2 separate regions of the Mus musculus genome follow, and region 1 is linked to region 2. The links are chromatin loops, found by intact Hi-C in ENCODE. Cell type or tissue: gastrocnemius. All regions are shown on one strand. Each heading gives the region's core, and the rest is flanking DNA. Links, peaks and the distances in the headings are about the cores only. Region 1 overlaps Cep128 (centrosomal protein 128). Region 2 overlaps Cep128 (centrosomal protein 128).

Region 1 (16,045 bases), core at 5,045-13,044, 93 kb before region 2:
CTGCTGCTGTGCCCAACTTTATATTGTGTTCTGGAGATCCAAACTCCCCACCCAGCTCTTAATGTTCTTTCTCCATTATGTTTACCAGTGTTTGAGATGACGTTACTTCTACATGTTAATTATATGGCCTTTTGCTCAGAGATAATGCGTGGCAAATTGTCCAGGCTTAAGGCAGGTCCTGTTTACTGACCAAGGGCTTGAGTGGGGTAGGATGAGTGAGGTAGGACATTAGATGCTGTGGAATGATGCTGGAGATCAGTTTTCAGCATCTCGAATGCAGCATGTAGGAAAGGAAGCATCCGCTAGTCCCCGTAACTACATTTTCATGTCTTTTCAAGTTTTATCGTGATTTTATATTTTTATAATAAAAATAATGATACTTTTTAAATGATCATGTTCACCTTCAATTGATCTAAAATTAGAAGTTGCCTTTCAGGAGATGTGTTGCTGTACATAACTCATAAAGCCCGTTCCTGTTGTCAGGGCCTACAAATAGGAAGAGCTTGGGAAGTGTGGGGAAGGTGGTTCTTGTCTCCTGGTTTCCTCTGGGCTTTGAAGTGACGTTGCTGCAGTGAGCATGGAGAGCATAGGGGACATGTAAAGCTTACCCTATGGAGAGTTTAACTGTTTTCTAGATCTTTCCTATCTGGTTCTAAATGGTTTCTAGGGACTAAGAAAGTCTGGTGTGTTTGACATGTGTTTAGGTGAACAAACACACACGGATCTACTTCTGTACATTCAGCTATGAAGCAGCGCAGTGTTTCTCAGCTGATGGATAGTCTTACGTTCTAAGTGAGAGAGACAGCCTTGCAGGCTCGTGTGTGCACACCTCCTTGAGTTAGTGATTCTATCTGGTGGACTCATGAGGAGAATCTAAGATTCCTATTGTAGTCACATATCCTAAACAACACTTGGGCTTGTTTATTGAGAAGAAGATTGTATAATTAGATGCCTGAGATTTGATTTTGAAATTTTGCACATTTCTGCTCTATTGCAAAGAATATTCAATATATTCTTACAAGTAAGTATCTTTTCCAAATATTAAAATTGGATCTCACATGGACATGTAACAAGAGAATTGGGTTCTCCAGTTTTCCTCTTACACCCAGAACAACAGATAAATACTAGATGCTGATAAATAAAATAGAAGACTACAGCTCCAAAGGGCTGGTTTCCAGTTGTCTTTTCATAATGTCTAGTAATCACGCCTCTTGATTTGGTTAACCTGACTTTGTGTATACATGTGTGAGTGTGTATGTGCACGTGCATGTGCATGTGTGTACATGTGTGTGTGTGTATGTAAAAATAGGTTAGTTGTAGATTAATAAGTGTAACTTACATAAAATTAATAATAAAATCAGTATTATTGATTCAGCATTACTGGTGCTTTCCATGTTGTTAAAAAGAGTTCACCTTAGAAACAATCTGTGATTTAAATGTAAGCACCACATGACACCAACCACGCACACAGTAGGGTTGTCCTGCCCTGGAGTAGTGGTTTCCAGTGGCTCAGATGCTTTCTTGACTGCAGCTTTCTGTGATTTGCTCTGGATATCTTTGATGGTAATGGGATAGAGCCTGGCTGTGCCCAGGAACTGAACTATGTCTAGGGACTGTAAGGCACCCCTGCAGGTTCTAAAGGAGGGTGCTGGGTCAGACATCAGGAAGACCAATCCTACTTTAGTATATATGGAGTTCTGAAGAGGCCAAACTTGATGAGCAAATGGGAAAAACAAAACAAATAACAACAAACCCTAACATCTCAGGGTGGAGGAGTAGCTAGCTTCAGGAGTTAATCTCATCAAATGAGGCCTGAGGAAGGCAGCCCGAGGAAAGAGAATCCCGGACATGGGGCTGGCAGATTATAAAGTCTTTTATAGAAGGCACCATGTGTTTTCCAATGAGTCTGATGTTTTGTTTTATTTATAGGACAATGCTGCGTGCAAGGGGAAGGCTGCTTACCTGAAACAGCCCCTCTCTTCTCCGCCATGACTTTATTAGTATCCGTGACAAGCAGCTGTGGTTTTGTTTAACTTTCTTTTATCTCTGCCTTTATTGCCTTATGATATGATTAGATATAACTCTTGTGTTCTTTCCAGTTAGGTCAGGTCATTCATCATCTGTGAAAAGATGAAATCGGTCCAAACTTGTGTTTTCCAAGTAACAGCCTGTAGCAGTTTGTAAGCTTAGGGCATTTGCAAATTGGCTGCATCGGTTGAGGAATGGAAAGTTTGGGAAATTGTTCCTGTGGCTTCTAACTTGGTTTTTCTTTAGCTCAGAAGATTAGCATGGGTCAACTGGTGTGTTACTGGCTGCCATAGTTTCATTGGGCAACTGGCAAAACAGATAGCAAGAAGGAAGTCTTGCTGGTTGCTGTGACTCTCGTAGCCTCCTTAGAAGGCTTTGCCATTGGGATGAGGCATTCATGGGGTCACAGGTGTCTGTCAGTCCACTCAGCTGTAGAAGATCCTTCTCTTGTACTGCACTGTGGGTACCCTGGCCCTAGGATTCTCTGCACATCTGCTTGGAGGAAGCTGGGTTGTTTTACTAAGTGTATACAGATTTCCCCAGATCTAACTGTGGATGGAAAGTATCACTGAGGGCAATCGGTGCTGGTTGCCTGACTTCACTGGGTCACTGCTTTTCATTGCTCAATGCTAGATATGGCTGGTGCTTAAGGCAAACCTCATACGGTGGGACCTCGGTTCATAGCATGGAAAAGAAGAAGGCAGCATCAGATCAGATCTTGTTAAGTTTTATGGGGACTACAGATATTGCCCTGATTAGGACTCCAGGAGAACACTTGGGCAAAGACGCATAGTACTTTTCCTGCCCCTTGGCTGTGATAGAGGCAGATCTTAGTATTACAATGCATAATTTTCAATTTTTTTTAGCATATTATTAATTTTGTAAAGGCATAATTCAAATTAATTTATTTCTAAAGAGGACCTTGAATTATAATATTAGGTACTAATTTCCTGGAGATGCCCTTGTGTCATCTGTGAAATGAAATTAGAAGAGACAAATTAATTTTATGTATTCAGAGCAAAATCAGCTAACCAAAGTATATTGACATGCAAATAGCTCAGTAAGTAAATCCCGTTGGCTTGAGGAATGTTTTCACTCTATTTAATAGAACAAGGTTGTCACCATTGTAGTGTCACACAGGCCCCCGTTGTGCCAGCTTTTGGTGTGTTTGTTTAAAGGAGGGTGGTTAGGTTTATGTTTTTCATCCTACAGAAGCACATTAGTATGATAAAAATTCATGCACATGCATAGACTGAACATTCACACGCGTGTGGTGTAGTCGCCTGTGTTTGTCTTTTGGTCACACAGTCACAAGGGTAAGTAATAAATAACTAATATATGGAGAAGTTTCCCTAAGTGTTTTCATTGGTCTTATAGTGTCTCAGCTGAACATGTGACCCTATCTATGGAAATGATGAAACCCATTTCATAAAAGTAGAAAACAAATCTAATTCGCTTCTTATGCCAAAAGAGTGTCTTATATTTAGCACCAGTATTTGTTTTTTTGCAGTGGATGAATAGTTGTTTTATTTGTTGAGGGCTTTTTTTGTATGTTCCAAGATTTATTTATGCTCTAGAGTATGCAAGTTAATAATCACAGCCAATACTTATTTGTATCACTTTAAAAGAAAATATTGGGCAATTTACATATCAGATGGTTTATTTCCCAAATCTTATTGTGGTCTCTGAATTTGTCTTAGTGAATGTATTTCTGGAGTTGGTTTCTTGTCAAAACTTGTTATTCTAAATGAGTTCTGACTTCTTATTCTGCTCAAGAAAATAACCAATTAAAGTCAATAGAATATATATGCTATAAATTTCTTATTTGTGCATCATTTGGATAAGTTGATATGAGAGCAGATTCATTAATTTGATGATTTAAAAATTTTAAAACATTTAAAGTCTTGTTTTTATGTTTTTCTTTTATTGGAAATAGATTTTTTTTCTTACATAATGTACCCTGATTTCTGTTTCTCTTCCCTTTTCTCCTCCCAGCCCTCCATCCATCCTATTTCTGTTACCATGTGAATCCACTCCCTTTCTGTTACTTGTTAGAAAACAAACACGCTTCTAATGGATAATAACAAATAAAAATATAAGATAAAACAAAATTAACACATTGGAATTACATAAAACAAACAAACAGCAGATAAAGAGCGCAGAAGAAGGTACAAGAAATAGAGACTCATAGTGCCCACAGCAAGGAATCCAATAAAAACATAAACTTAACCTGTCACAAACCTGGGAGGACCTGGTGCCTCCTGCCTCAGTCTCTGAGAATTCATAGGAGACTGGATCTTGTTGATTTAGTGGGTCTTAGTTTTTGATGTTCTCCATCCTTCTGGCTCTTACATTCTTTTTACCTTATCTTTCTCAGGATTCCCTGAGTTCTGAGGGATGGGATTTGATGGAGACATCTCATTTAGGGTCCAGTGTCTTACTCTCTGCACATTATTCCTCTGTGGGTGTCTGTATTTGTTCCTATCTACTGCAGGAGGACTCCTTTCTGATGATGGCTGAGCAAGATACTGATCTATGTATAGCAGAATGCCATTAGGAGTCATTTTATTATAAGTCTCTTATTTCATCCTATCTGTTAAATAGTATCTAAGGTATAGAAGTCTATTTTTTTTTTTAGAGTCTATAGAGTCTATTTTTTTTTTTTTTAGTGTTTATGGTACTCAAAAGACTGCAGGTTATTATAGAATAGTGATATTTGTGATCAACAAGTTATGGTTTGGCTAGAGAAATGGCACAGTGTTTAAGAGATTGCTCTTCTGAAGGTCCTGAGTTCAAATCTCAGCAACCACATGGTGGCTCACAATCATCTGTAATGAGATCTGATGCCCTTTTCTGGTGTGTCTGAAGATAGCTACAGTGCACTTATTTATAATAATAAATCATTGAAAAAAACAAGTTATGGTTATTTTTCACCATTAATTTTTATTATTTTGTTAAGTTGTATAGAGATATGCATAAATATAATTGTTAGGAAAGTAGCTGGGTATGGGTAAGTTTTCTTAATGTTGAATCAAAATTTCTTAACCTTCCTTCTCTCTATATTAAATAGGATTCATTAATAAAATGTATTGTGTAGTAACAAAATATCAAGAAAGGAAGGGGTGACCAATATGATGGTTTTACAACTGTGTGCAAAAACTCTCTTACAGTTGGAATTATATTTCTACCTATTTTATATATGATTAAATCTGTTTAACGTTGTTTCGTTCTCATCTTAAATAGATAGCATCAGTTATAAGAATAAAAACCACTTCTGTCCCCTAAAGGCCCAGGGTTGAAATTCATTGTTAGAAGAAATTGATGAGCTAACTATTCTTTGTTTATTTTAGCAATGGAGTTTCTATTTTTGATATTCACTTATTTCTTCTTGTTTATGGATTTGTTGTTGATATCTAAAGTATCAAATAGAAATGAATACAACCTATTCATTTAATTTCTTCAATTCTCTATATTGTTGAAAATAAGAAATTAAGCTATTCTGAACAAAAATCCCAATGGGAAGTAGAATGGGAGCGCTGTTTATTTTTGAGCGTGAACAGAGATGCAAGCGATGAGTAACTATGTCTAACAAGAAACATTAATCCTGGCTTACCGGTGTAGGTGTAGCTCAGTTGGAAGAGTGCTTGCCTCGTCCACACAGTGCCCTGGGTTTGAGATCACTGGGGGTACCCAGTGAGTCTGAGACCGGCCTGAGAGAAAGGTCTCTGAAAAGCAAGTACAGTTACTTCTGAGGAAAAGTATAAACCGCACTTGAAAGACTTCTTCGCTGGGACATCTCAAGCATCTTTATAGAACGCCATTCAATGCAAAGTTAATTCATTTCATTTGCTCAATGTCGTCTTTCTTTTTGTATACACAAGTACTTTTATTTCAAACTGGGTATGGCGGTTCCTCAGAAAATTGGACATAGTACTACCAGAGGATCCCACAATACCTCTCCTGGGCATATATCAAGAAGATGTCCCAACCGGTAAGAAGGATACATGCCCCACTATCTTCATAGCAGCCTTATTTATAATAGCCAGAAGCTGGAAAGAACCCAGATGTCCCTCAACAGAGGAATGGATACAGAAAATGTGGTACATTTACACAATGGAATACTACTCAGCTATTAAAAACAATGAATTTATGAAATTCCTAGGCAAATGGATGGACCTGGAGGGCATCATCCTGAGTGAGGTAACCCAATCACAAAAGAACTCAAATGAAATGTACTCACTGATAAGTGGATATTAGCCCAGAAACTTAGTATACCTGAGATATAAGATACAATTTGCAAAACACATGAAACTGAAGAAGAACGAAGACCAAAGTGTGGACACTTTGCCCCTTCTTAGAATTGGGAACAAAACACTTATGAAAGGAGTTACAGAGACACAATTTGGAGCTGAGATGAAAGGATGGACCATCTAGAGACTGCCATATCCGGGGAACCCATCCCATAATCAGCTTCCAAACGCTGACACCATTGCATACACTAGCAATATTTTGCTGAAAGGACCCAGATAGAGCTGTCTCTTGTGAGACTATGCTGGGGCCTAGCAAACACAGAAGTGGATGCTCACAGTCAGCTATTGGATGGATCACAGGGCCCCCAATGGAGGAGCTAGAGAAAGTACCCAAGGAGCTAAAGGGATCTGCAACCCTATAGGTGGAACAACAATATGAACTAACCAGTACCCCCCCCCCCCAGAGCTTGTGTCTCTAGCTGCATATGAATCAGAAGATGGCCTAGTCGGCCATCAGTGGAAAGAGAGGCCCATTGGTCGTGCAAACTTTATCTGCCTCAGTATAGGGGAATGCCAGGGCCAAGAAGTGGGAGTGGGTAGGGGACTTTTGGGATAGCCTTGGAAATGTAAATGAAATAAATACCCCCCCCCCAAAAAAAGAACTGATTATACAATTCATTTGTTATAATGAATAGGAAAAATAACCCATAAGACTCTAAAAAAATGGAGAGAAAAATATTAGCTCTGTCAAACATTAAGATGTAGTATAAAACTTCTAGAAAGAAAGAACATGCAATGGTGCAGAGTAGGGCATCCAGAAATAGACTGGACTAAATGCTTAGAAAATTCAGTTTACAGGGAAGCTGGGATTTGAAATCAGTAGAGATGGATGGGTTTAAATAAAAATGACATAAAAATGGACATGTATTAAAACACAGAATCTATATTTTTCTTGACACCATCTACTAGTATAAATTTTAAATGGTGAGATATTTTAAAGTATAATTCAAATAGTATGAAATGTAGGCTCATGACTGTATAACGTGGCATCAGGCAAAACTCAACTAATAGCTAGGATTCATAGCTAATAAGGGAGAAAGGAATGAAAGTTTTTATTTCATGAAATAGGATTTAAATTGATAGAAAATGCATATCATGAATAACACACACAATTAAAGGGGAAGACAACTATTTGACAGTATTTCATAGACTGAGCATAATGTATAAATAGCATTTAAAAAGTCCAATTGTGTGGCACTTCTCTGAGGTGAGGAAACTAACCATCTCATATATTGTTTATGAGATTGTAAAATGATATAGCTCTTTAAAAGAAAGAGTTTGAGTATAGTTAATTTTTTTCTTTATTCTTTTATTATTGAATCTATGTCAAAGATACAGTGGAAATAACCGTAGTGTATAAGACTGTTGTTGTAGCATGGCTTACATTGTAAAATAGTTTTAATAACCCAGATGTTCTGATATTTGTTTCTGAATTTATTGAATTGCAGTGGTAGGTGACTTTGGATATCAATTAAGAGCATTAGCCTTGCATTGATGATACTTGAAGTTGGATAGGATTTCTCAGCTGTTGAATTGATCTGCCTGCCTCCTGTTTAATAAGCTTGAAAGTTTCCATGGCTACAGTTTTATTAACAAAGGGAAGAGGTAAAGCTGGATTGATGTAAGGAAGAGGACTGGGGTCGAGATGGAGCAAGGGAGTTAGAGATCGGGTGCGTGTGCTTGCCAGCTGTTTTCTTCTTTGAACAGCTCCATTTGCAGCCCCAAGTAGCTGAGTGGTTTCCTTACATTCTGAAGAGCTACCTTGACAGGCCCCACCCGGAATCTCATCTGTGTCTACTCAGGTCCAGATGTGATGGAAAGAATATGGAAAGTTTACAACAGAACCTCTAACTTCCAGTGTGTATGTAATCTTTGCACATTTTTATATTATATATATATATCAAATCATGTTTGACATTTCACTTATTTCATACGTGTATTTGATTATTTCCAGATAGCTGGTTGTAAATTTTATTTAGAGTTTATTGTTTGCACTTTTCTCTAATAAGATTTGCTTTAAGATTTTCTTTTGGCTACAATATATTTGATTAGAATGTTTATGTTAGGGATTTTTTTTTCACCCACCACATGAAAACAGGCAGTTTATTCCCAGTTTAATCTTAATAAAATGTAACGCTTTAAGAGTACATACCTGTACTCTTAGGGTTTCTCTTGCTGCAGTGAATGGCCATGACTAGAAGGCAGGCTGGGGAGGAAAGGTTTTTTTTCAGCTTACACTTCCACATTGCTGTTCATCACCAGAGGAAGTCAAGACTGGAACTCATGCAGGGCACAAACCCAGAGGCCGGAGCTGATGCAGTGACCTTGGAGAGGTGCTGCTTACTGGCTTGCTCCCCTGGCTTGCTCAGCCTGCCTTCTTATAGAACCCAGGACCACCAGCCCAGGGATCACAACACCTGCAGTGGGCTGGGCTCTCACCCGCTGATCACTAACTGAGACAGTGCCTTACAGCTGGATCTCATGGAGGCATTTCCTCAGCTGAGGCTCTTTCTCTGTGATGACCCCAGTTTGTGTCAAGTTGACACACAAAACCAGCCAGTACAGTACTGAAGCTATTTCCTATAGAATCCATCATTTTCAATGTAATTGTGTGATAAAGGACGAATCAATCTGTGACTCAGAGTGTGTCCTCCCTATTGTGTGAGACTTTACCTTGGAAGAGTGAGTAGTTTCTGAGTTCTAGTGGTTGGAGATTTTCTCAGTACCCACTGGGTTTCCTCTAAATGGAGATGCTGCTGCTCACTTAAAATTCTTTGGCTTTCTAAAGAAGCACAGGAAGAGGGAGTGGCACCTGCTGCTGTAAAGAGAGTCTTGTGATGGAGCGGACCTGGCCTGACTTCTTTCACAGAGATCCACATGCGGCACAGTTGCTCAGAACCAAACTGAGCTGTTCTAAACTGTGTCTGTCTGTCTGTCTGTCTGTCTGTCTCTCTCTCTCCTACACACAGATACACACACCCACATACATGCCTGAGTATGACAGTATAGATACTGTCTTACTTAAAGTTTCTACTCCTGTGATAAATCACCATGACCAAAATAATTTAAGAAAAAAAAGGCTTTATTATATCTTCCAGTTTATAAATCCATTGCCAGGAGAAGCCAGGGCAGGAACTCAGGGTAAGAACCTGCAGGCAGGAGCAGGATGGGAGACCACTGCTAAGTGCTGCTTACTGGCTCTGTCCCCGTGTCTTGTTCAGCCTGCTGTCTTACACTGTCCAGGACCTCCTGCCTGGGGTTGTCACCTCTCCCTGTGAGCTGTGCACATGCACCTCAGTCATTGATGCGAATGCCCTCCCGAACTCCTTCAGACCAGTCTCATGGAGCCATTTTCTCAGATGAGTGTCCTCTTCCCAAATGACTCTAGCTTGTGTCAAGTTGACATAAACTAGTCAGCACATTCACAAACCAGTGCAGGAAACATTGGTGTCATCAGAATAAGGTAAATGGGTTGTGTCTGTGTAGCTTTTCTAGTCTTGACCCTCAGTGGCATCCATATGTGAAGTTAATTATACTTGCTGGTTTTATGTCAACTTGACATACACTAGAGTCATCAGAGAGGAAGGAGACTCAGTTGAGAAAATGCCTCCATGAGATCCAGCTGTAAAGTATTTTTCTTTTAGTGATTGATGGGGAAGGCCCAGCCCTTTGTGAGTGGTGCCAACCCCAGGCTGGTGGTTCTGGCTTCTGTAGGAAAGCAGGCTGAGCAAGCATGGGGACAAAGCCAATATGCAGCACCCCTCTAGGGCCACTGCATCAGCTCCTGCCTCCTGATTCCTGCCCTGTGTGAGTTCCTGTCCTGACCTCCTTTGGTGATGAGTAGTGATATGAAAGTGTGAGCTGAATAAACCTGTTCCCTCCTCCCCACCTTGCTTTTTTCTCGAGGTGTTTCATAACAGCAACAAAACCCTGACTCAGACACCGATGAAGGGTCAGCAAAAATCTTTATTATTCTGTATGACTATGTGTGATGCTATAATTATCCCTACATTAGAAGAAGACATATGACATATTTGTAATATTTTTAAATTGAAAGTTATTGATGCAAGAAAATCAGTGGCTGAACCAAGTTAACAGTGTATTTTCCGATATAGTTATTTTGACTTTGAATTTTAAAATGTCTAAATTGGGATGTGACTTCAGTGAGTTCTTAAAAACCGACACTGCAGCCTGGGAGATAGCTCAGCCAGCAGTGCGGTGCTCACTTTGAGAGCAGAAGACCTGCTTCCATTCCAGAAACCCACCTAGAACAGCCAAGCACAGTGTCCGGCTCTGTCAGCCCGGCTCTGTGGAGGTGGACACAGGTGGGTCCTGAGGGCTCTCGCCAGCCAGCCTGGCCTGCTTGGTGAGCTTCACGCCATTGAGAGACCCTGGCCAAAGAAAGAAAGAAGGCAGACAGCACCTGAGCAGTAGCACCCAGGGCTGTCCTTTGGCCCCCACATGCATGTATGTACATGCATATGGGTGGGGGCTTCATGCCTTGCTTCTTAGCCATCTCTATTTCAAATGAAGGCGTGGACTAAGAAGGTGTGATCCCCCGTGTTCTGCTGTTTTAATATAGTAATGAGAGATACTTTCACCTTTTGTGTGACTTCAATTTGTATGTTTTTATTCTGTCTTTTAAGAAATTTCTCTTTCCCATTGGTTTCATTTTTTTCCTGATTACTGTGAAGAATAGTTAAAAATAAATAATTTTTGTGCTGTATACATGCTTTTGTCCTTGAACATTTTATTTAACACATTCCTTCACGTGTTTGTGTTACTGTACTCCTTAGACCCTTTTGTTTTGCCCTATTGTAAAGTAGCTCTAACTGTAGTAAGTATCTGATGAACCGACTTCACCAAATAACCTGCAGCAGGTGTCCCACCGACGGCTGGAAATGTCCAAGCCTTGGGATGAAATGAACAGTTATTACGGTGAAGTCATAAAGCCTAAACGTCTGAGTTTGAATCCCAGGGCGTTGTCACCCTGGAGACTGTCTCAGCAGTTTTGGTTTTTATTTCCTCTGTTCAGAACAGCTGATAATGTTTTCCTGGGAAGGGGCCAGCACCAGATCCACAGCTATACATAAAGCATATAAAAGGAAGAAGTCAGCAAACGTTAGTGGCCCTTGTACTACAAACGTCATGGTTTTTGCTTGACTCTCATTGGACGTTGCATTCCAGTGGCTGAGCCTGAGACAGGGTGATGAGGATAGTATAAGGGGAGACTGCACAGGAGCACATGTGAGGTCACAGCCCATGCGTGAGTATAGGACATCAGGTCACTGCTTAGTTACCACATGTTGGGTGCCTACTAAAGTTCTGTTCTAATTTCAGAACTGGAGAGGAATAGAAATCTCTGCAGTCCCGCTGCTTGCACTGCATTGGGTGAGCACAGAATTTAAAAGCAGCTGTATTAGGTATATAAGACTGTTGCTTTGCGACATTAGAGGGCTGCAGCTTGTCTTTTCAATGAGATCAGAGTAGGCTATTAGAGCGAGTGATTAGGTTGAAGAAGAAAATGCAGCAATCCCTGAGGATATCTGAGAGGCAAATGTGCCTGTCAGAGAAAAGCCCCAGCACAGAGATCCTAATACCGTGGCTGTCCAGCCTGGCTGAGGCGCAGCTCGCCTAGAGTAAGGGAGCAAGGATTAGCATTTGGGAGAAAGAGCAAGCACTACGGTGATTAAAAAAAAATCCTTTTCCTTCGAACCATTACAAAAATGAGATCCTGTCAGACATGGCATGGAGCAGGTAGAAGTAAGCTAAGTGTCGGATCTAGTTGAAAATGTAAGCATTCCCTTCCAGGATGCCTGGGCTTGGAGAGCGTCTCTCAGTTAATCTTCCCAGTGCCTGAGGAGGCAACTTACGCCTCTGTGTGGCAGGCAGGGTACCTGCTTCCGTTACCACCCATGTTGACTTTTTCTGGGATGGTCTTTGCTGGGCCTTGTTCCCATGAACCAGTGCTGGTCTTTCTCTTCTCTGTTCCCTCTGCTGTGCTTCCTTCTCCCGGCCTGCATGTACACTCAGTTAAATTCTACAAGGCAGTCTGCTCTGTAGCTTCCCTAGAGTGTGACTACCTTTCTGTAGGAGTGCCAGCCACTCTTAGTGCCTCCTGCTTCCCTTTGAGACTGTACTGGGACTAAAGGTCACTCACTTAGTGCATTAAAACCTTGGACCCTCCACCTTCTTGCCCATGCACTGCTGCCAACTTGCTAAGGCTTTGACTTCTGGGACAGCCAGTCAGTTTGTCTCCTAGAAGGGAGCAAAGAATATGATGCTAGAGAGTTTTTGCCTGCACTTGGTTTTCCTCTCACCAATCTAAAGTGACGTGCTTCTCCCTTTTGGGCAGAGCACGGGGAAGGGGAAATTAATTCCCAGAAGCCATCCCGCTCCGTTTCTTCCCTCTCCGGGCACTTCCTATCTTATCCTACCAAGATATTCCTTACGCTGTAACCACACTAAGCTCTGCTAAGTAAGCACACTGGCTTCACTAAAAGCAGATATGGAGAAAATCAGTAGGTTTTTCTGTAGTGGACAACCGGCCTCTCCTGTTTCATGAGTCCATCCTGTGTATCAGAAGAGAAGTCTTTCCCTTTTAATCAATTTTGTTACCACATATTTTATTACCAAGCCAAAACAGAATCCTCAGTTAGCACTTATGCCTCAGTTCAGACACACATGTGAGGTGAGTAGAATGAATAGCACACACTCAGAGGAAAAAGAATCCAGCCCACTAAGATAAAAGCTATATAGACTTGATGTATATGGTAGGAACAAAACCCAGTTCAATCAACAAAGGGAAGCTGAGTCAATATCTGACGTCAGAGGAGCCCTGTGGCAGATGTAGTAGATCATTTCTCCTGTTTATCAGTTTTTCTACCATTCCCTTGATTTTATTCGAGATGTAGTCTTTTCCAGAATACTGCCTGCTGTGTGGCCTATGTCAACTGCAGAAACCAGATCTCTGTTTCTGGAGAGAAGAGACTTAAGCCCAGCTAATCATCTTCTCATTCCCAGAGGAAGACTGACTTACAGAATGAGCAACTAAGGAGGAATGGGGGTGACGTGCCCTGGCCACGCGTTTAAACGTTAAAGTCCTGGGTGTTGTTTGGTGCCTGCTGAGTAACACACAGCTTCTCCCACTCACCCCTTTACAGCCCTGAACACTGATTATAAAGCCTAAGATCTGTAAGAGCTGAGGAATATAGTTGAGGATTTGAGTTCCACTTTCGTTCTTCTCTGGTGAGGATTTGAGTTCCACTTCCGTTCTTCTCTGGTGAGGCTTTGAGATCCACTTCCGTTCTTCTCTGGTGAGGCTCTTCACCTGGTTCTTCTCAGAAGCAGTTCCTTTTTCTCAGAGTAGAGATTTTCAGCTGTTTTCTTAAAAAGATGGTAACAATCTTGACTGGGTGAGACTGGGAAAATATAACTAATGTAATACTCTACTTGGACCTACCTCCTTTCCTTGAAGTCTATAATCAGAACTTGCAAATAGAGGGAACACTCTTGGTAAAGAAGGCAGGAACCTGGGAGGTCATGGGCAAAACTGTTTGGTTTGGTTCTTTCCCTTTGTATCTGTGTCTGTGTCTGTGTCTGTGTCTGTGTCTGTGTCTGTGTCTGTGTCTGTGTCTGTGTCTGTGTGTCTCTGTCTCTGTCTCTGTCTCTGTCTGTTGTCTCTCTCTCTCTCTCTCTGTGTGTGTGTGTGTGTGTGTGTGTGTGTGTGTGTGTGTGTGTGTATGTATGTGATTGTATATTATCAGTGATTTAAAATGTTCCCTCAAGGTTCAAAGCAAAATTTTCTCATAAATAAAAGCCTATATCAAATACTGGTATATATTCTATGGTTACAATGTCAATAGTTGTTGATATAATTTAAAGAAGTAGGACTCATAGAGTGATGTAGGGAATTCAGAAAGCAGTTTTCTCTTCTCTGACTGCTCTAAATAGTGACTTAAATGTGGGTCAGTGACATCATCTTAAACATTTTGCCAACGAGGGACTGCTTTTTTTTTTTTTTTTGAGCTATGTACTATAGCATAAGTTATTGTCTTTGGATATGTGTGCTAAACATTTCTAGAATGGACAGAGAAACCATCTCGAAGGCTGTTGTACTCGGCCAAGCGTGTGCTTGGGCAGCATCACTGTTCTTATCTGAGAACATACACTGTTCACACTTGATCTTATTTCAGAATTATACCTGATAATGACTGTGTTGCTCTGATAATGATGAGTTTTTGTCTTCATTCTTTGGGAATGCTTTGCCTCAAATCCTGTCTTTAATTAATGGTGAACTAATTATCGTTCAGTGTCTCCCATTGGTAGCTTTTCCTCTACTCAGGGTGATGTTTCTGAATCATGTCTGTTTCTTTTACTCCTCGTGTTTCTAGTATAGGCATCCCCTCTCTAAGGGGTGCAAACAGCCCTCCATCCTTTTAACAATCCCTGTGCTTTCTTCCCAGTGTTTTCCACCCCATTCATAGACTCTAGGTGATGTGATTAACCTAATATACTAAACAACAAGCTATCCTCATTTATGGTTGATGTACAAAATTATCTAAGCAAAATCATTTTTAATGAAAAACAAAAAACTAAAGTGAAAACTGTACTCATTATGAAAAACAAAGCACTTGTGGGGAAATATCTCAGGGAATCCTTGCATATTTCTATTTAACTAAACATCTTTGAAGCGTTAACATTCACTATACATTAAAATGATTTTTATTTAATTGCCACAATTTTCCTTTAAATTATTGATGAGCTTTTTTGATGTGTATCTATCTTGACAAGGTAAAAACAAATCACTAATTTGGTTAAGTATAGTGATGTAGCCTATGGAAAACATTGTTTTTAAGTATATAATTATATTCTAAATTTAAAATAACTGCCTGAACTCTAGATTTAAATACATTGTAGAGTTTAGAATTGGATCTGTTATTTTTAATTCTTGCCTTTTATAACTTTCTGTTGGGCTTTCACGTGATTGTTCATTTGTCACCCCTCTTTTAGAGAAACGTGCACTCTATTTGATGCCTTGTAAGACTCTGAAACCAGTTGATTCCTATTTTTGCCCAAAAGCAAAGAGTGATTCAAATTTATTTTTAATGAGTAAAATGGTTTTTAAATAGGAAAAAATGGAAATTTAAAAGAGCATTTTATGCCCTGTTAAGGAATAAAGTATTTTTTTTTGGTAGACATTAAATGTGCATACTTTGTTTTCTGAACTACCAAATAATTGTACAGATTTGAATGTTCCTTGGAATTTATGCTAAACTTGCACAGCTACTGTGGTGGTGTGAAGAGTTGGGGCCTTTAAGAGATCCTTTAATGGCATCCTGATGGGATTTCATCAGTCTGAGCCCCCCGCCCCCCACTGTTTCCTCTTGTCCTGAGATGCCTCTGACAATGTTCTAATTTGCTGTTGCCTGAGATTTTCATTCATATATACTCATGTTCCCCTCTTGAATAATTCATACACATAATGTCTGACTATGTACTGAAGACATCCTTTTGCTTTTAATTTTACCCGTGCAAGAAATTCAGTGTTCATAGAGTATGGCCTGGCTCTTCCATCTTACGGTATTGCAGTTTGTGTGTGAGCTGTGCCCGCAGACACTTTTGTTCACAGTGCATGTTCTCTGTTGCCATCATCTTGTATCACAGCCATTGCTCTGAATACTTTGAGTAATAGTTTTTTGTGATTG
Region 2 (16,045 bases), core at 4,236-12,235:
GCCTTGAGAGCATAAGAGGATGAGAGCTGTCCTTGCTCCATGCCTGGGCAGTGTTAGAGAGCTGGCCTAGGTGGTACGGGTGTGGGAAAGATATCCTTGATGATATGAGCGAGGGAGAGCTGTCAGGCTGCCCCAACATCTACCCCATGTATGAACTGCTGGAGCTCCTAAAGAAGCCAGTGCTTCTGAACCAAAGCCGCAGGGTCTCCATGGCACAGGGCAACAACGGGGCATCTGAAAGGAGGTCCAGGGACGATCCAGTATTGATGGTATAGCAGAAGCCAGAGCCCCCAACCCAGACCAATGACTCGCTGCACTGAACATTTGCAAGAAAAGCTATTTAGGCAGAAGGGAATACTCTATGACATACCACAGGCTCCATGGCAAGATGTTTTTGTATGTTTCTTTTCTTTGGGGGAGCATGTTGCAAGCACAGGGCAGATATGGAGAGATGAGGAGATGGGTGGGATTGGGGTACATGATAGGAAATTCACAAAGGACCAATGAAAAGCTTAAAAAACGGATAAAGATGCTGAAGTATAGCTCTGAATGATTTATGGCTTCTGAGCTCAGGGTGTGGGAGCGAGCAGAGGCAGAGCATACAGTCCACTGTCTTTCAGGGGCTGGCCGCTGGGAGTTGGAGCATTCTCCAATGAATATGTTGGCATCACAACCTGTATGTGGTGTATTTCTGGGGGGCTACATAGGGGGCAATAAGAACATGAGGGTGGACCTGAGAGGAGTGGAAGTCAAATGTGATTCAGATGCGCCCTGTGACATTTCAGATAGTTAATAAAATATTGTCTTGGTGTAAAAAAATACAGAAGGAAATCCTTTAGACTTTATAAATCTTGCAAATCATTTTATTTATTTACAGTTTATACTTCATTTTTCCTCTGTCATTTTTGAAGAATAAAAAACATCTTCATTTTAATGTAAAGATGCTCATCAATGTTTATGCTAAATGACTAGAGTTTAGAAGCAACGGCATAGTTTAATTTAAAATAAGTAGAAAAAGATGGACAAGTCTGACTGACTTTAAGCCAACTAGAAATTTCTCTGAGGGGAATAAAAGGATAAGCCATATGAAATACACTATATTGTTTATATTCTGTTATATTTCCAATCGAGTAAGTTCAAAATGAAGCAAACACTTGTCATCTGAAATTTATACATATATAACTTGCTAACATGACATTAGGGGAAAGATAATTACACATCCATACCACCCACACGTGCCTCAACACATATAGTCTTAAGCACACGGAGCTGCAAGCATATTTTGAAAGTGATTTGACCTTTGATCATTCTGGGAACTAGGTAGATAGTATTTCAGTGGTGTGTAGGGAAGCTCGCCTTTCTCCCTACCCCCTTTTATAGTTGTTTGAATATTTTCTTGGCCCATGTACATGTGCAAAAACAAAAGAGCAAGCAAAAAGAAAATAAAAACCACACACACACAAGAAAAGAAAGATGCCCATATGTGCCCTCTTTTGGTCCAAAACCCATGACTCTCAGGTGCTTCCATCTCACTGTGTGTTTCCAGAGAAACTGATTTCTCTAAGAGATGGAGTGCTGTGCTATTTTTGCCTGCTATTTACATTGAGGTTAGCTCTGCTGGTTAGAGTGTACTGGTAAATGACACCAATGACATGGCTTTATTTCCATGTGGTTCCATTAACATTTTTCCACTGCCGCAGACTGCTCCCATAATTATGTCTGAAATGTGTTCCTGGCCTAAGGGAGACTTTATGAAGCCCAGTGCAAATCTACCATCATTTGGGGAAAATGTGCACCCAGATGCCCATCCAACGGATGGGAGGTTAGGCTACGCAGTGGAGGACTGTCTAAATAGAATACCAAAATTTATATCTTTACTATATGAAATTCCTATTATTTTTGTTGTGAAGGTCAAGACACATGACTTAATGTGTTGGTGTTAGTAGGTTCAAAGTCGGTTTCAGGCTCAGTTTATAGGCAAATCTTGAAATATTAAGCAAGGTTACCTTACAAAGAAGTGAGTCATGCCCAGACATTCCCAATTACATAATATTTACTTATCCAAATGCGTTACTGAGTTTAAAATATCTGTTTTATATTTGAAATTACATGTGACAAGTATTTAATTATGTAACTTATTAAAAATGAAATTTGTACTGCAGAAATGTAAAACTTTAGTGTTGTAGCATCTTAACATGTTGCCAGTATTCTCAAGTCATAGTTCAGAGTCGTTGAAATCACCAGGAAAAATATTTAAAATTTTAACATAAAATTTAGTCTACCTTTGTATAGTTGATGCCCATTCTTTCTGATTTCCAGGCATGCCTTTGAGTAAATGCAAGGGTAAACCCAAAGTGTTTTCAGATGAGAGAAGGGACCCAAGTAATAAGGGATAACTAATTATGTTGTAAAACAGTGTGGAGATGCAGGGTTAGAGCATGAAGCAAGATCCTGACTGTGCAAACAGCTACCAAGAACAAGTTGCTCTTCAGGGTAAACTTTTCTGGAATTTGAAGAATAAAAGTTAGATGTATTGTGGCTACTTTATTAGCAACATAAATTCACTGTTGCACAGTTCTAGATATTGAGAATTTTAAACATGAAGCTACTTTCATCCTGTCTTATGGCAAGTCAGGTGTCTGCTTCTAAGAACTTCCTCTGTGGAGGCCAGTTTACCACTGTGTCCCCGTATGTTTTGAGATGGGGAATGAAAGCCAAAGTGGCCTAGCTCGTTCCTTTTAACATATTTATAATCTTAGTATTCTCATCACAAACAGCCCACCTTCCTCATGCATTCACAACGTAAAGTCTCCAGCTTGTAGTATCATTATGTTGGGATTTAAATGTGATGAGTAAGTACATTTGGAAGGACATGTACACTCAGATGAATCAGGGGAAGCAAGACAGAAGTCTTGGGTTGAACTTCAGTGGAGCATAGTACTCTTAACTGTAAATATTGTTTCGAGAATAGAGAGTGGAGAGGGGGATAGTTGTTTAAACTGCATCCATCAAGGCCTGTAAAAATATTGTGTTCTACATAACAGTCATATATTGAAAGCCATTGCAAATGGTTATGGTGAACTGTTGTTTGTGTTCTGTGAGGCTTAATTTCCATGAGCAGGAAGGATAGAAATGGAGCCACAAAGTCAACATGTATTTAATGATCAACTCTGAGGAGCCTAGTGCTGCTTTAGGTGTCTGAGTATGTAATGACTCAAAGCAAGCCAACCAATGCCACCTAGGTACTCACATAGAAAATGCTTCCTGTTTCTGCAAAGAGTATGAAACTGGTGCATTATGGGAAGATATGGCTGTGTGTGATACTTTAGAAGATCTCTCTACCTCAAAGCAGATCATCCTGATTGAGTAAGAACTCAGTTCCCTAGATGGTGCTCTAGGCAGAGCTAGTCCTGGCGAATCCCCAGCGTATGGAGCTGAGACAACAAGGGAAGTTATCTTAGGTGCATAGCAGAGCCAGGCAGGGTTCTTCAGAAAGGATGGGTGAATGTGTGTAGATAGCACCTGAAGTGAGATTTACTTTAGGAGAGGAAAGCTGTAAACTGAAGTCTTCAAAGTTAGCCTGGGCTCCACTTTCTGGTCCAGGACAGTGAAGAAACAGCTGCGCCTTCATTCTCTGCAGGTCTGCCTGAACCTGCCATTGTGGACCTACACCCTATTAATCCTACTTACTGAACACTTGAAAACTATCCAAAGATGGCCAGATTGCAGAAAATTGATCCATGAGAGTTGTATCAGTCAGGGTTTTTTTTTTTTTTTTTTTTTTTTTTTTTTTTTTAGAGAACAGAATTGATAGAATGTATATGTCTATGTATGTGTGTATACATGTACATATGCACATATATATTTAATATATAAATATATTTCAAAATACATGTACACTTACAGGAGATTTCTTAGACTGGATTACAGGATGTGGTCCAGATGGGCCAGCGATGTCTATCATGCTGGAGAAGCTGAGTTTGGTTTCAGTGAAGGAATGCCACGGCCACAAGCAGCACAGCCATGAGGACACATGCAGCGGGCATGAAAGCAAGAGGCAAAAGCAAAGCGTCCTTCTGTCCTGTCCTTTTTCCTGTGCTGCTGTCCGAAGACTCTGCCCACATTTACAGCGAGTCCCCCTGCTTCACATAATCTGGTCATGAACACCCCTCACAGGAGTGCCTAGGGCTTTTGTTTTGGTTAATTCCAGATCTATTTAAGTTGACAATTATGATTATCTAACAGCTCTTGGGTCCACAAAGAATTTTTCCTTTTTTCCTTTTATATATATATATGTATACACACACACACACACATATATATATACATACATATATATATATATATATATATATATATATATATATATATATATATTGAATATATTTGTCGTTAGATACCGCTTTGGACATTGTGATTGTGTTACATATAAAATCTGTGTTTACGTGCATACACACATGTGTGCATACCGGGCAGATTAAGGGCGTAAGGGTCATGATGGGAGGAAGAATAGTACTGGGATTATGTTTGATCACTTAAGGGCAGTTCTTTCTGGTGGTATGCTGTTTGTTTAGACGTTGTGCATGTTACACCCATGTTACCACAACTCAGCACCAGGCTCTTCCTGTGTCTACATATTTATATAGAAAAGGGCTGGCCAAGGAGGTCATTGCTGAGAGCTGATCCTTTGCTCTGTGTTATAAACCCATAGACCTACTTAAACCCCAAGGATTAGCCTGAAAGAACAGTACATTTTGTTTTCCAAACAAAGACATTTTCTACTTTAGGGAATCGGAACACTGAGTGGTTTCCCTTGCTTTCTCTGTTTTATAAGCCCCGGCTCTCTCTACCTTGTCAGATATGATTATATGTACCGTTCCCAGCTAACGCAAATAAGAGAAGCTGCTGATGGAGGGGGGATTTGAAAGAGACTTCTAGAAGCATCAGGGCAACATGTAATTGATTCGGTGTGCTGGTGGCATTTACAGAGCCTGGCTTCTTTGTACCAACAAGCAAGCCTTCCGCACTCTCTAATGTTGGGGGATCTATGTGTATTTAGTTATGTATTTATTCATCTATAGTTTTTCAATCTCCCTTTCGCTCAAAATTGTGTAGAGACAGAAGCAAAATAGGCAAAATGCCTCAGTTGCTGTTTAATAACCAACCCCAGGAGGGAAGGAAAAGTTAATTAAAATCTATGAAAATGAAACAAGTAACCTTTATAGATAGGCGGTGTAACGTGGCAGTGTTAATGTGACAATTTGTTAATGGACTAGGCAGTTGTAATCAGTATTAAACCTTACTTGAGGCTTCTTTATGTTTATGAAAGCTACTAATTAAAGGGAGCAATGGCCTGTGAGATTATCCAGGCCGACTATTTGCCATCTGAACAGAGCGGTAACGTAAGCACGGGCTCTCTTCTCCTGTTATCTCAGGTTGGAGACTGTCTTGCTTACTTCTGCTGTTAGCTTGCTCTTTGTTCAGTCCCTTCTATTGAAATGAGCTTCACAGTTTAAATTCCCATTAGTAGTAAAGAGCTGAAACCACTAAAACCCCAACCTCGCCTCTTCTTAAACCGGGTTTGGTATGCTTGACTGCCCTTCACAAGTTCTCTCTGATGTCTGGTTTGGGGGAAAGCTGTCCTTTGAAGACCTTCTGAGTCTTTGATTGCCTTGACTCTGATGTAAAAGAACAGATCTAACAAATGAAAATTGTCGTGGTAAACAATCCCTTTGTGGGGTGAAATGAAATCTGTTTTGTACTGTTTGCAGCTTCCAAATGAAATAGTGATTTAATTTGTTTATTGGAGTTCGCGGGTCCTGGGTAAGTAGGGGAATCATTATAATTGTCAGGGAGGAGAAGGGAAGATTTGTGATCACGGGAAGTGTGCTTAGCCTAGCTAGGTATAAAAGAAAACAGTTATTAGAGGTGAATGGGAGCAATTTGTCATGTGCTCTATCCACGCATTGGCCTGACAATGACAGTGATTACTGATACTAACTGCAGAATCTGTTATATGTTTGGGAGATGATTGTCATCCATCTTCATTCCAAATACTTATTCTTCATACCCACTGAGTAGCTCAGCTAAGACGATGGCATCTAGATACCAAAGTGCAGTGTTCAGCATGCCTGTGCTAGAGGTGTGCGCTGTAAAACAGTCAATAATAAAATCACATAAGTTCATTCATAATTATAGCATGGTGAACAAGAGACAAGTCCATTGTGGTACCCACCGGCAGCAGGAGAGCCCCACTCTCCTCACTTCATCCTGGGACCTCTGCATCATGCTGCATCCTCACTCCAGCCTGGTACCTCTGCATCATGTTGCATAGCCTTCCCTGAAAAGCTTGGTGGAAAGTGACTGCAGGCCTAGATACCCCTGAGTTCTGATTTTATTGTTCTACTTGTGAAGTCATCCCTATTTCAGACCTGGCTGGCTCCTCCTAGTTCTTGCCAAAAATAACTATTACTGAAAGAATGGTGCAAACATTTTGGTACAATTAAAGCTTAGAAAATACAGAGAAAGCAATAAAGGGTACTGATAATGTGTCCTGAACCTTTAATAACAGGTAGTTATTGTTAAATGACATTGTGGGTGACTTGGCTTCATTTTACTTCATCTGATATTCTCATCTTGGGGTTCAGGATAGTAAGCTACTGGCCTCAGCTATCGGGAGGATGTAAGGAGTAGAGTAGAGTGAAGCAGAGTCAGTGTTTTGTATTTTCTTCTTTCTTCTTTCTTCTTGGACCATGTGAACACTTTTTTTTGATAGTTTGTTTTTATTATTTACTTAAAATTCCATGAGTTGCTGGTATAATGCAGGGTGGACTGTTTCCCTAATGTTGGATTTAATCCTCTTCAACAGAAAATTATTAGGCAAACAAGTCTTCATTAAAGCGTATTCATAACTAAGGCCTCTAAATATAATAACAAAGAATTTGAGTCTATTGATATGGAAGGAAGATCTGAGAATAATGTACTAGAATAATGGCGTGATTGAAGTAGAAGGAAGACGATCCAAGGACACAGGTGTCTGAGTGGAGTCTGAGCAGGCGCAGGACTGTGCATTGGATCCAAAGCCTCTCCAAAGGTAGGGAAACTTGCTTGTCCAGTCCACAGTGCTTAAATTACTTGCAGCGCATGCTTAAGGAGACACCGAGACAGTGATACCTTGTACTTTCTTGGCTTCTCTCTCACCAAGGTGAACAGCTTTGCTGTGGCACAAGCGCCCCTCCCAGATGGGCTTCTCAGGTACAGACCCCAAACAGCAAGTCCACCTGATGATGGAAAGAAATTCCAGAAGCCACACATGGAAATAAGCCTTCCCTCTTTTCGATTTTATTCTCTCAGCTGTTCCATCACAGTGTGGCCTTGAAACCTAAGAAAGCGATTTGCCTTGGGCTGATACTACAGCCATATCAAGGGGATACTTCACTGAGACAGATGATAATTCTTTTGAAAGTAAATTTTCAAAATTTAGGCAGATTTCTTATAAACCATGCGTCTAGGAGTCTGGACATTATGCTGGAATGAAAACTACTGGGCATTTTTTTCCCTCCTCTGCTCTTCTTTCATATTCAGAGAGATTATCATAATAGAGTAATAGAGATAATTTCTTCGGAGTTTAGCTAAATGCCTATAATATGGTTTTAATGTAAAATTACTCCCCTATGCTTAGGTATTTGAATATCTTCTGTGAAACTGGTTAGGAAATTTTGGAAAGTTATAAAGCAATTAGGAAATGGGGCCTGGCTGGTTGATAGTCCTGGGTCACTGGCGATATTCTTTGGAGGGTTATGGCCTGCCCATGTTTCTGATCCCTTCTCTGCCTCCTGATGTCCACGTCACATGCTGACTCTGCCTTACACTCTCAGTCATGCCTTTCCTCACGTGACAGACTAAAGTGCCCTGAAACTGAGCCATGGTGATTTCCTCTGGTGTTTTTTTAGTTGTGCGTTTTACATTGCATCAGGAAAGTTACAAACATCTTTCCATACTTGACCATATATATGTTTGGTATGCAATCTGATAACTAGTTCTCAGCCACAGAGCATTTTTAAATAAAAAAAGTATTAAGAAGTACTGCTTTAAGTTTAAGTGGGGGGATTAGGATCCTGTGAGACTCGAGTGGGAATAGGCTGGATGCTGTGTTCAGGATGCTTATCTGTAAGTTCGTTTGGAATTTTTGCAGAATATTTATAAGTAGGGTGAACGTGCACTTTAAAAATAGGATAACCACATAGGACCAGGATCTCACTACTTGCCTGAGAATTCTCTTGTGTGTGTTCTCTTGTGTGTGTGTGGAAACTCGAGGCTGGCAATGAGCACCAGCTTTGCTCTTTCTCCACCTGGCTCTGTGAGACAGGGTCTGTCTGCTGAACCTGTGGCATGGAATTTCAGCTTTGTTGGTTGGCCCACAAGTACCAGAGCTTCTCCTATCTTCTCCTTTCTTCTCTGTGTCCCTCACCTCCGAGCCCTGGGGTACAGGCATTTGATGCTACACTGGCTTTTTATCTGGGGTCTGAGGGTGCAAACTCATATTTGCATCCACCATGCTTGCAAAGCAAGCACTTTACCCTGTGTCATCTCTGCACTCCTGCGATGTTTTAAGTAACAACATTTTGATTTTCTCATATGTCCCTCTGGCATTTAACTAAACTACATTGTTTCACAACTTTCTCTGCTGGTTCTCCACTTACTGAAATCAACAACAGGGACTAATTTTTATTTAATAGTGTCTAAGGAAAGAAAGCCAGTATGTTGCAACATATCAGTTTCAGGAAAGAATAGGATATCTGCATGAGAGTAAATGGTTTTTATCCTACTGATAATATGTACTGCTAACATAGTCCTGCTATGCAAGTTCAGTGGTCTTCAATGCATTTTAATATGAAAGGAATAATAATAATCATCATATCTGCAAATTAGTGTGAGAAAATTACTATTTGTTAAAAAGGCTATGTACACCATCTCATATAAATAGTAAAACAAGCCTTTAATTTTTACATTCTTTTTAAATTATTTTTTGAGATCATAAGAAAATTACATCATTTGTTCCTTTCTCTTTTGTTACTCCAGATCTTCCACATACCCGGCTATGCTCTTTCAAATTCATTGCCTTTTTCCCCTCTATTTTTGTTACATGCATATATACTTATATGCCACATCCAGCTTTTTATCTGGGAGCTGGGAGTCATTATACTTACAAACTCGCTGTGACATCCATCTTATTCCTCAATACATGCATACAATCTGCTTAGTCTTTATAATGATACTTGTATGTTTGTGTGCAAGACTGACCCCTTGGTATCAGACCTCTGTTGATGTAGTCTTCCCTGGAGAAAACTATTTCTCCTGCTTTCAGAGTTCCCGTGGTTGCCTCTAGTTTTTCTTTCTGATTGACATCTGGGATTTCCCCATCCACTTTAGCATATCTATTGTGTTATCCTTGTTTAGCTTTCATTTAGACCTCCATATTGTTGTGACTTTATGGTTGTGGCTTCCTACATTTCTAGGAAACATAATCTCACAGTAAACTTCCTGATCCTTTAGCTCTTAAAACATACCTGCCTCCTCCCCTGCTGAGCCTTAGGAGCACGAGATGTGTTACAGATGAACTGGGTGCCACAACTCTGGGTTTTATTGGTTGTGGTTTTCTGCCGTGGTCTCTACATATTGCAAGGAGAGATTTCCTTGATGAAGGTTGAGAACCATACTTACCTGTGAAGATAAGAACAAATATTTATAATGTAGAGTGAGATTTGTTAGTAAGCTGATGGTTATAGGTTCTCCAAGATCCATGAATTCACTAGCCATAGGTAGGTGATTAAGTTTCTAGAACCAGGCATGGTTTCCATCTTGTGGAGCAAATTAGAGACCTCTTGGTTACTGCCAAAGTACGTGTGCCAGTAATGTACTCTTAGGGTTATCATGCAAGGCTTGTTTTTGTTGTGGTAGTTCATAGGCTTCACAGGTGGGTAGGGCTGTTGGTTGCTTTCCTTCTCTGGAAACTTGCATGATGCCTTCTGGTACCACGAACATTAGTCCTCAGGGAGGAGGCTTTCTACACCCTTCCAGCTCAGTGGTCTTCTGCTCCTGTGTCTCAAGTTCATGGTACTTTCAACAGTAGGGACTTACCCTCCCCCTCTGTTGGCAACCAGGAGCAACAGCAGTAGCCTTTACTTTTTGGGAGTCTCCTAGACAACCCTGACTCAAAAAAAGGGCTTAAAACTTAAAACCCCAACTCAAAAACTCAAAAGTGTTCTTGTCATGCTTGGTTTTATGATTTTTGTTTTTGTTGTTGTTATGCGATTTTTGGCACTTGAAGGGAGCACTGTAGCACAGATGGGAAATTTTTATTTAAATTATATAGATAGAGAGATAGAGTAAATAGTGTCCTCCTTGTGACTTTGTTTTTGTTTTTTGGTCACCATTTAGAGTAGTAGAAAGAGGATGGGCTATTTTGTATAGAAACCATTTTGATACCAATGCCCATGTCCTGTGTTTTATTCATACAGGGGATGGTGAACCTATGATTATTTTATTTCCCCGAATAGTAAGATTCACACAAAACAACAATCTACTTTTAAGGGTACATTTTTATATACGTTTTTATGATCATTACTTCTGTCTAATTCTAGACATAAGCCCAGTAGCCCACAACTGTAAGGACATACTTCCATTTTGTCTCCTCCACCTTCTTGTCACTTCCCAACATATCTCTTGTCTGTGTCTTTACCTGTCCTGCCTTTTCCTGTAACCAAATGATGGAACGTATTTTTAAGGATCACTTTGTTTCCTCAGTCATCCTTTGATGCACAGTTGGGTTGTTTTCTGTGTTTGGCTATCAGAGATGCTTCTCATCACAAAAGTCTCTGTCCAGCTTGCTGAGTCAACTCCAAAGCCAGGGCACATGAATGTCTAGGAGCACTTCAGAAAATGAACTCTAAGTACCTCTGTCAATGTTTTTTTTTTTTCTTGTTGTTATGAGAAAATATCCTGACAATAGTCACTTTAGGAAGAAAGGGTTTGGTTTTGGCTCATAGTTCCAGGTTCCAGTCCATCAGAGCAGAGAAGTCACGGTGGCAGGAGCTTGAGGGAGTAGGTCACCTTGTATGTGCTCTTAAGGAGACAAAGCACTCTGAATACTTTTGCTCACCTGACATTTTTCTTTTTATACAATCCAGGACCAAGCCAAGAGAATGAATGATGTTAGCCAGTTTTAGGATGAATCTTCACTCAGTACTTGTCTTATCAAGATAATCCCCTAAGCATGCCCAAAGGTTAACCTAACCTAATGTAACACAGCTCTGCCTAGAATCTTGTCTCCTAGGTGACTTTATAATCTGTCAATTTCATAATTAATACTGTCCATCAAACCTTAATAAACACACTGAATTAATTAAAGGCAAGATATTGTATTTTTATCTTTTTGAAGCATTTGCAAAATCTCATTTCTTTACTGACTCTGTGTGTGTGTAGGGGGGTTATGGTATATGGTGCTATACATGGGGGTGCATATACTTGCCTATACATTGCATATGGAAGTCAGAGGTTGACACTGCTTGTATTTTGGTAGTTATTCTCCATCCTTTTTGTTTGTTTTGTTTGGTTTTTGTTTTTTTGTTCTTTTGAGACATGTCTCTCTCACTTGGCCTGTAACTCACTGAGTTGCTAGGCTCTTCTACCAGTGAGACCCAGGGATTTCCCTGCCTCTGCCTCCCCAGTCCTAGAGTTACAAGTGTATGCCACTGTGCCTGGCTTTCTAATGTCAATTCGGGTTGATTTACTGTTGGGGCCCCTTCTTACACAGCAGGCCCTTTACCTACAGAGCTATCTCCTCAGGACCATAAACCACAGTTTTGCTTCTGTTTTTGCCATCAACTCAGCCGCCAAGTCCTTCTCAACATATTTCCTTCCTGTTTGGAGAGCTTCCTTTAGAATCCTGGGAATATACTAATTTAATCTTTCTTTTAAAAGAGTTGTTTATTTTATGTATATAGATGCTTTATGTGTATGTACATCTGTCTGCACACCAGAAGTGGGCATCTGATCCCATGAGATGACAATTCTAGAAGGTTATGAGCCACCGTGTGGTTGCTGGGAATTGATTGAACTGGGGACCTCTGAAAGAGCAGCCAGTGTTCTTAACTGCCGAGCCCTCTCTCCAGGTCACTAATTTAATCTTCAGAAACAAGGCTTGACTTCACCTTGCTTCCTAACAATGTTAACTAAATAGAAGATTCTAGGATGTTAGCCATTTTCCTTTAATGTTAAAAAAAATGATTCTTTTTATGGCAATCTGTATTGATCTGATTTTTTTTTTCCTCTAGAGTTAATTTTTTTCTTCTTCTTGATTTCAAGATGTTTTGCTTTTGATTTTCAGGACCTTTGACTACCAGGTGTCTCCATTTGGGGTCCCATGGTTCATTCTGTTTAGCAGTCCCATGTTTTCTTCAATCTGAAGTTTATGTGTTTTATCAAAATTTGGAAAATTTCCAGTGTGTGAGCAAGTGATTGCTATCTAATGCTGAGATCCATGTGGATTCTTGTCTTTGCTTCACTCAGAACTGCGCTGTAAGTGGTCATTCATTGTCCTATCACCTATTAATCGCATGTCTTTACTCAGTTGATCTTCATATGCCATTTATATTTCTGATTGCTCACTGTTCTTTGCATTATAAAGTGCTTAAACTGTGTGGATTTGTGACCCTAATTCAGAAAAAATAATGCAGGTAAAATATTTAGTTAATATATTTGTGACTCTGTTGCCTTAGATGATAGCATACAACACCTGACACAGTTATAAGTCAAATTCTTATGAATGTCTTCAGTATGTAAGAAAACGCATGTGGATAACATGTACACTGTGAGGCAGGCTTTAGAGCAGCTGTTGAAGACAGTTCTGAGAAGCAGTTTCTGTCCTTGAAATATTTTGCTGCACCCTGAATCTTACATGTTCATATTGGCATGTGCCTTTTATAGGAATGTTTATATTGTATATTCTTGTCTGTATAATTATGCTCCAGTGTAGGCATAGCACTCAGGATAATTTTTAAAATCACTATGAACTTTTGGAGGACCTAAACATAGGATGCTTTTTGGAGTCAGCAATTATGACAGATGTAACATTTAAAAATTGGCCGTGAAGGACCACACTCTGACCAGTCCTACTTGGCTACAGGCGTCTTTGCAAGGCTTTCGTTGAATTCTGTGTATCTCCTGTGGCGTCCCCTGTACCATAGGGATTGCATGCTGATTACCTGCCCTTTAGATCGTTGGTCATGCGTGCCCTTAAATCTGTTCTCAGCAGAATATATCTCTTATTAAAACTTCTATATTGTATGGGTTTCCTAGAATGCTATATGACATGTCACAAACTTGGTGGATGTGTGTGGAGGTCAGAGTTAATATCAACCAAACTCAAGGCTGCACTCGTTCACACAGGGTCAGGAGGAGAATCTGTCTCCTTGGCTTTCCTAGCTTGTAGAGATTATGATCAGGCATTGGCTCATGTTAGCCTTCCTCTGTTTTCAAAGCCAGCAGAAACATATAGGTGCATGCTGTCTGTGGGAATTCCCAAAGGAGACACTCCTGGTATTTGACATGGAGTTATGCTTTGTAAGAAGCATGCTCTACTCCATTCCAGCTTTCCCTTTCCAGGGAACTGTATACAGCTAGATCACTAGATCATAGTAGTGGCAGAAATATGAGAGTTTCCTTCTAAAAGCTCAAGTGTGGTTTGGCTCTAGGGTAGACCTCTTGTTATGTCTCAAACCATGGTCAAAAGGCTAAGGTGCCTATTAGATTATCAAAGAGGACAGTGTCTGCCACCCTCTTGCAGCATCTACTATAGAGGCATTCTGACTGGCATACCCCATTCCCTGCCCTAAACTCTCCAGCCCAGTGCCTGGCCTGGGGTCCAAGCCCCAGCTTCTTATTCCTATGTAACCCAGCTATTTTGGCTCTCCTGCTCTCCTGCTCACTCCTGACCTCTTGGCTTCTGTCTCCTCTCTCCTCCACCATTTTCTCACAAGGCCTAGTTCAGTGGCCTGTCATGATCACTCTGGACTGTTCCAGTTGCCTCTGCCTGTGCTCCCTCCCCTCTATATCGATAATAAACGCTCAGCCTCTTGGAAGCAGTCATGTCCTCCTTTCATTTATTTTTTGCATTCACTTGTAACCTAGAAAACACCACGGATCTCCCTAGTAGCTGCATCAAACACAGAGACAATAAAACACACAAACAAAAAAATCAAGAATATTTTGTAGGTTCTATAAATAAGAGATGGTCAAAAAAATGAAATAAACAGAGGTTGCATAGACTCTAAAATGTGTAGCTGCTAGAATGTAGAGTCCCTCTAAGCTAAGGAATTTCAAACTGCACTTTGTGAACAGTTGAGAATGCTATGTGAATAGGCGCATCATCATTTGGGCAGAAGACACTTAACCTGGAAATAGTGTTTACCATGAGTCACAGAGTTCTTGCCCTTTTTTGTTAATCAAGGGTCTTTTAAAGCAAAGATAGCCCTTGACCAATTTAGGGCAGTGATTTATTCTTTAGTGAATACACCCTTACTTTCTCTTTCTTTCTATCTTTATAGAAAAGACAAAAGCGTATTTGTTGGCTACATCAGAACGTTCATTCTGTGTCTCTTGGTTTTCCTCAGCCCAAGAGCTACGAAGGAGCAAGGTGGAGCTGGCTAGGAAGCTCTTGTCTTTTTTTTTTTCTGTACTGTTGAAGTTTGGGGAATGTTTCCCCAGAAATGAATTAGCTTTAAATGAAAACACGAGTACCTGTTTTTGTGTGTCGAACCACATAGCCAAGACAGACAGTGGCCCGTAAAACCATTTCTTTATTGAAGCTTCATGCATCGGGCCAGTTGATGCCCATCTGTGGACTGGCATGTTGTTTTCGTGTCTCCCAGACCACAAGGGATAGACAGAGATTTTCAGTGTTGCTCTTTTTTTTTTTAACCTGTGTTCTCTGTGCTGAGGTCTGATGAGGAAACTCTGAGCTCCTTGTGGCATGTTCACTGATAGCCAGCTGGTGGCAGTAGATATGACAGAGTTTTAATAATGTAGCTTTCTGTCCTAGGTGGAGTAGGAAGACAGAGTGCCTAGTGGCCTCTTTCTTTTGTTTGTTTAAAATTACAGCTGATACTTATTACACGTTTTATTGATTTCACAAGAGATACTTAGGGGGAATTTTTAAAAAAGTAATTTTTTATTATGCACCTGCCACTATTGTAAGTGTTTTGTGTCTGTATTTGTCTCTTGATCTCTACTTGGGATTCTTCCTCTAGATAGCAAGATCAGTGCAGCAGTTCCCTCCAGGGAAATAATAGTGTAGTGTTCACATAAGCACCCTATGCACTTTGAGCCATGCCTAGATTACGTACAATAGCCAGTACAATGTAAATGATACATTCATAGTTGTTGTCTTTTTAGGGCACACTGACAAAGGGAGAATAAATCTGTAAATGGCCATTGCATACATAAGTGTAAAAGAGTATTTTGAGGCTATGGTTAGGGTAGTCCAGGTACCCAGAGAGTCAACAGTATTAATTTAAACCCAAATATACTTGACTCTATTTACCTTATTACCTTATTTACCTTATTACAATATTTCCTTATTGTTTTGTTTTATAAGATATTTCTTTTGTTGTATGCTGATATTCTAAACGTCTGGTTTCTCAACTGTGAGCGTTTGCTTTCCTTCAGTCACGTGTGAGGCAACCTGGAGCGGAGAGCCACAGTGTAGACGCCCAGCCAGGCACAGGTAGACTTCTTCCAGATTGCTGACCATCAGTGAAGTTTTCTTTCAGTTTGTGAAAGAGATGCTGGATAAGCATGTGCGGTTGAAGAGGGGATGGTAGAACATTTCAGTGCAAGTCTTGAAATATAGAGGAGGGTAGTCATTATTTCATAAAAAAAAAAAACAAGGTCCAGTGTAGAAGGCCTGTGGGCACGGAATGTCTTAGAGCTCAGTCCTCATCTGTAAGATATGAGGAGATTAGCATATATCAGGGGTTCTTAAATT

What was found. A loop is a pair of places that touch in the nucleus more often than their neighbours do. Peaks named below come from ENCODE experiments on the same cell type or tissue, not always from the same donor. Only the 100,000 strongest peaks of a DNase experiment are listed, where the experiment ranks them.
Region 1: a loop joins it to region 2, with 2.0 times the contacts of the local background. A loop is called at or near these places in 2 of 42 quality-filtered maps.

What each region holds. Positions count from the first base shown.
Region 1 is chr12:91,181,239-91,197,283 of GRCm38, reverse strand. All of the region lies in intron 20 of Cep128 (centrosomal protein 128), which reads left to right. Among named protein-coding and RNA genes, the nearest start is that of 5430427M07Rik, 140 kb to the right of the region's middle. In gastrocnemius, for the core only: no CTCF peak of the experiment used is centred there; a DNase peak (open chromatin) is centred at 9,539.
Region 2 is chr12:91,087,466-91,103,510 of GRCm38, reverse strand. All of the region lies in intron 20 of Cep128 (centrosomal protein 128), which reads left to right. Among named protein-coding and RNA genes, the nearest start is that of 5430427M07Rik, 50 kb to the right of the region's middle. In gastrocnemius, for the core only: no CTCF peak of the experiment used is centred there; no DNase peak of the experiment used is centred there.